Regions from separate parts of the Homo sapiens genome. Here region 1 is linked to region 2. Evidence: read pairs that join two places in POLR2A ChIA-PET (ENCODE). Cell type or tissue: Panc1. All regions are shown on one strand. Links, peaks and the distances in the headings refer to the core of each region. The heading gives the core; the rest is flanking DNA.

Region 1 (2,812 bases), core at 13-2,512, 170 kb before region 2:
GGGGGGACAGCATTGTCCTTCTAAATTATTTCCCCTTTTATATTATATCTCTTCTATATTATTTTACCCACGATTGGTACTACCTTAAGGTGGTCAGGAGAATGGAAACTGCATTTCATCATTACAAAGTTAAAAAAAAAAACAGCAACTGACACAGGGTTAACAACCAAGTCCACATTCCCAAACCCTTGTTCAGCTCTCTAGGTCATGTTGCCTTTCTGGGTTATATCTCCACATTTCTTGGAATTTGTAACCGACGTTTAAATTAACTTTTAAGCACTCTGCACTTTGAGGTAAAGTTGGTTGGTCGTAAGCAAAAATAACTTCAAAGTCTGAAGTCCTCACTCCCTTTTGGTCCCTAAGCACCCAAAAGATGTTCTGTCATCCCCCAAACTCTGGAATGTCTTCCCAGGAAGTGAGTTAAAATCACATTTCTCCTTATTCCCATTTTTATTGTAATTATTGATTAACAATAAATTGGTTTCTTGCTTCTCACATTTTTGCCTTTCTGCCTTGCAAATGAGTTTTATCATGCAGGAGACCAATTATAAAACAATGTAAAATATAACAACTGTTCATAATATGACTGCTTGGAATTAAAAAACAATTTTTATTTGAGGATGGGCCAAATTCGTCAGACAAAAAAGTCAAAATGTGGCTCCTAAGACATTTCTCCAGGCTTATTATGACAGTGGAACTAATCAATAAACCCTTCTATATTATTTTATTCCCAGTTTCAAAACCAGCTATGAAATAAACTTAGTTGACTTAGATTATTCAGCAGTTGTTCTTATCTAGCTATGAAGCAGTGTTTGCAATACATTTACAATAGAACTTCACAAAATGGATAAACAATTACCAAAGTCTAGAAAAATGATTCCTAAGTGCACAAACACATTAAAAATCTTCTGTTTAGGCCAGGTTGCTATATAATTCTGAATAGAGTGTGACCTTGCTTCCCTCAGAGGCTCTTTGGAATTTGGCTCTGATTTCAGCCTTTCCTCTGCCAAGCATATAGAATGAATTAGGTGAAGCTCTGTTACAAATGCACCCCACCCACAATGGTTTCCAATAGAGAGCTAAATGTTTTAAAACCACAGTTCAACTTAAATGTAAAAATGGTTCTGCTTTCAAAATTGAGTTTCACTTCCCTTTGTCTTGTGCTCACCCCTTTTTCTCTGCATTCCAATTCTACTCCCCAGTGAGAGAATAAAATTGGAACAAATGTAAACAGGAAACCTAAAGTAAACAGTCTAAATGCATATTTCTAGTCTTTAATTTCAGGTATTCACACACTGAAGGGGCCTCTTTCAATCTCACTGCCGATGCAAATAAAGGAGGCATTAGGAGCTTCCCTCAATTCCATCTTAGCTTTAGTACCCAGAGTCCGTCAAAGACCACTGAGGCAAAGAGCAAAACCTACTTATCTTCAGGACCCAGCATGAACACTGAGTGAGAGGAGCTGCCCCTATGTGTTGACTAAGTTTCCAGCCTCCCTTTTTTTTTCCAAATCACTTTACTTCTATTCCAGATGTTCGATGCTCTCTTAGTGTTCCAATTCTCAGCTGTTACAAAGACAGCATCTCATGAATTAATTTATTATATGGTATAGGGTGTGCAAAAGAAAGAACATGGGCTTGCTGGCAGACCAACTAGGGGATCAAATCTCAGCTACACAGTTCATTCCCTTAAGAGGGTGACAGGAAAGCGATGAACTTCTCTAATATTTGGATTCTACATTTGTAAAACCCCAAACCCAAGTCTGCAATGAGAATGCACATATCAAGTCCATGGGTCAGATTCCGTACTTAATAAACTCTAAGATGATTTTTCCTCCTTTCCCATTCCTGGGCTTACACATCCCAGAAGTATTTGTCTTTTAAAGTAGACAATATGAAGAGAGCAACATTCAACAGAAACAATGAATTTCTTAAAAAGGCAAGTTAGGCCCTGAGCACCTAGCCTGGGGACATATTCTGGGATATTACCATACCCTCCAGATTGTGCTGCTCATTACTGTGTTGAGGGTCATTGTTTAGAAGGGAGGATAAAATTTCTCAATTTCTAAAAAAAATTAATTTCAAATTCCTACTTTTCAATCACCAACTCCCAACTGCAGAAAAACTGCTGTGTCTCTGCAGATGGGTTTTATTTTATGTAGTGGGTATGTCTTACAAGAACTGTGCAATTTAAATGGTGGTCAATGTAATGATATTTTCCATGTTTATTTTGTGATAATTTTCTTTGCTTGTTTAACAGTTCAGGTTGTCTGATGCTATATTCAGACTACATATCTAAATTCTCCATCAGTGTGTCTGGGATTGTTTGAGTTCTTAGTAGGTTTTAACATCATTTAATGAGAAGATTTAGAAAACATTGCAACAATAAACCTAATGAACTTCACAACTTGTGAGGTGAGCAGGATAGGGATCCTCACGCTACTTTGCAGAAATAAAATTGAGATAAAGCAACTAATCCAAGGTCAAGCTATTACTTGAGTGTAACTGAGCCAAGAACATAGATTTTGCTATTATTGTTATGATTGCTGTTGTTTTGAGTACTAGAATATTAATTTCTATTACACTGCTGATTCTCTAGAAAAAAAAAAAAACTTTGAAGCCAGGTGTATTGGCTCATGCCTGTAATCCCAGCACTTTGGGAGGCTAAGGCAGAAGGAACACTTGAGCCCAGGAGTTCAAAATCAGCCTGGTGAAACCCTGTTTCTACAAAAAAAAAAAAAAAAAAAAAAAAAAAAAATTAGCTGGGCATGGTGGTGCAACCCTGTAGTCCTAGCTACTCAGGAGGCTGAGGT
Region 2 (2,812 bases), core at 215-2,714:
AGTGGGATTTATCCCAAGTATAGAAATACTGGGCCAGTTAAACATTTGAAAATCAATTAATGTAATCCACCACATCAATAGGATAAAGCAGGGGAAAAAATCACATGATCCTATTAATAAATGTAGAAAAACTTAAAAAGATGCAGAAAAAATTGACAAAATTCAATACCAATTCATAATTTTTTAAATCTCAGCAAACTAGAAATAGAGGGTAACTTTCTCAACTTGATAAAGAACATCTACATCTACAAAACACCTACAGTTAACATCATTCTTTTTTTTTTCTTTTTTTTTTTTTGAGATGGAGTCTCACTCTCTTGCCCAGACTGGAGTGCAGTGGCACAATCTTGGCTCACTGCAACCTCTGCATCCTGAGTTCAAGTGATTCTCCTGCCTCAGCCTCCCAAGTAGCTGGGATTACAGGCACCCAGCACCATGCCTGGCTAATTTTTTTTTTTTTTTTGTAATTTTAGTAGAGATGGGGTTTCACCATGTTGGCCACGCTGCTCTCAAACTCCTGACCTCAGGTGATCCACCCACCTTGGCCTCCCAAAGTGCTGGGATTACAGGCATGAGCCACTGTGCCCATCCAACATCATTCTTAATGGTGAAAACCTCAAAGCTTTCCCACTGACATCAGGAAAAAGGCAAAAATGTTCTCTCTCACCAGTGCTTTTCAGCATCATACTGGAAGTCCTAGCTAATGCAATAAGAAAAGAAAATGAAATAACTCTTTATAGATTGTAAAGGAAGAAATAAAAGTGTCTTTGCTCACAGATGACATAATTATGTATATAGAAAATCCAAAAGTATTGACAAAAACACTCCTGAAACTAATAAGCAATTATAGAGAGTTTACAGAATACAAGGTTAATATATAAAAGTCAATCATTTTCCTATATACCAGCAATAAACAAGCAGAATTTGAAATTAAAAGTACATTACTATTTACATTAGAACCCCCCAAAATGAAATATTTAAGTATAAATTTAACAAAATATATGCAAGATCCGTATGAGGAAAACTACAAAACTCTGATGAAAGATATTAAAGAAGAACTAAATAAATGAAGAGCTATTTACATGTTAACAAGTAGAAAGACTCAATATTGCAAAGATATTAGTTCTTCCCAACTTAATCTATAGATTCAATGAAATCTCAATCAAAATCCCAGTCAGTTATTTTGTGGATATCAACAAACTGATTCTAAGTTTTGTATGGAGAAGCAAAGAGCCCAGGATAGCCAACACAATATAAAAGAAGAACAAAGCTGGAGGACTGACACCTCTGACTTTAAGACTTACAATAAAGCTGCAGTAATCAACACAGTGTAGTACTAGTGAAAGAATAGACATGTAAAACAATAAAATAGAGCCCAGAAACAGACCCATATAAATACAGTCAACAGATCCTTGACAAAGATACAAAGGCAATATGGTGGAGCAAAGAGTTTTTTCAAAAAATTTTGCTGAAAAAACTGGACACCTACATGCTAAAAGATGAATATAGACACAAACCTCACACTCCTAATAAAAATTAACTCAAGGTGGGTAATAGACCCACAAAGCTGAAAAGACTCCTAAAAGTTAACATAGGATAAAAACCTACATCACCCTGGTACAGCAATAACTTTCTAGACACAACACCAAAGACATGATCCATGAAAGAAATAATCAATAAGGGGACTTTATTAAAACTTAAAAGCTCTGCTCAGAAAAAAAAATTAAAAAGTGAGAAAACAAGTCACAGACTAGAAGAAAACAATTGCAAAAGAAACCCCACATCTTATAAAGAACTGTTATCCAAAATACACAAAAATACTCTTAAAACTCAACAAGAAACAACTCAATTAAAAAATGAGAAAAATACCTGAACAGCCTTACCAAAGAGGATAAACAGATGACAAGTAAGCCTATGAAAAAGATGTTCAACATCATATTACATTAGGAAATTGCAACTTCAAACAACAATGAAATGCCACTACACACCTATTAGAATGGCTAAGATCCACAAAACTGACAATACCAAATTTGGTGAGGATGTGGAGCAACAGGAACTCTCATTCATGGCTGGAGGGAATGCAAAATGGTATAGCCACTTTGGAAGACAGTTTGCAAGTTTCTAACAAAACTAAATATATTATTACCATATGATTCAGTAATTGTCCTCCTTTGTATTTACCCAAATAGATTAAAATTTTATGTCTACATTCCTGAGTTACTTCATTTAGAATAACAGTCTCCAGTTCCATCCAGGTTGCTGCAAATGACATTAATTTGTTCCTTTTAATGGCTGAACAGTATTCCATCATATATATTTATACCACAATTTCTTTATCCACTCGATTGATGGGCATTTAGGCTGGTTCCATATTTTCACCGTTGCAAATCGTGCTGCTATAAACATGTGTGTTCAAGTGTCTGTGGGACAATTGATTACAATATACCACTCTGGTGTGGAATGCTGATAGTAGGGGAGGTTGCACACGGTGGGGATGAGGTTATATGGGAACTCTCTGTACTTGCTGCCTAATTTTGCTGAGTACTTAAAACTGCTCAAAATAATAAAGTGTATTAATTTAAATAATACCTGTAAAGTATGTGGTACATAAAAATCATTCAATAAGTAAAAGTTGTGATCTCACCAGCTTCATTTCTCAACAATATCTTCAACCTACTCCAATACTAAGCCTCAGTCAAACCCAATGACTTTTACTTCTTCACATGCCCCCCTCACCTTTATAATCCCATTCCCATCAGCTCCAAATACCCTTCTCTTTATTTTTTTGGTCAACTCCTACCTATCCTTCAAA

The links. Peaks named below come from ENCODE experiments on the same cell type or tissue, not always from the same donor. Only the 100,000 strongest peaks of a DNase experiment are listed, where the experiment ranks them.
Region 1: POLR2A ChIA-PET joins it to region 2 with 10 read pairs; 2 of 35 experiments call an interaction of 5 or more read pairs at or near these places.

Annotation. Positions count from the first base shown.
Region 1 is chr1:172,183,713-172,186,524 of GRCh38, reverse strand. All of the region lies in intron 14 of DNM3 (dynamin 3), which reads right to left. Among named protein-coding and RNA genes, the nearest start is that of DNM3OS, 40 kb to the right of the region's middle. In Panc1, for the core only: no CTCF peak of the experiment used is centred there; no DNase peak of the experiment used is centred there; H3K27ac peaks cover 2,500 bases.
Region 2 is chr1:172,013,673-172,016,484 of GRCh38, reverse strand. The region is part of intron 4 of DNM3 (dynamin 3); the gene reads right to left. Among named protein-coding and RNA genes, the nearest start is that of MIR3120, 120 kb to the left of the region's middle. In Panc1, for the core only: no CTCF peak of the experiment used is centred there; no DNase peak of the experiment used is centred there.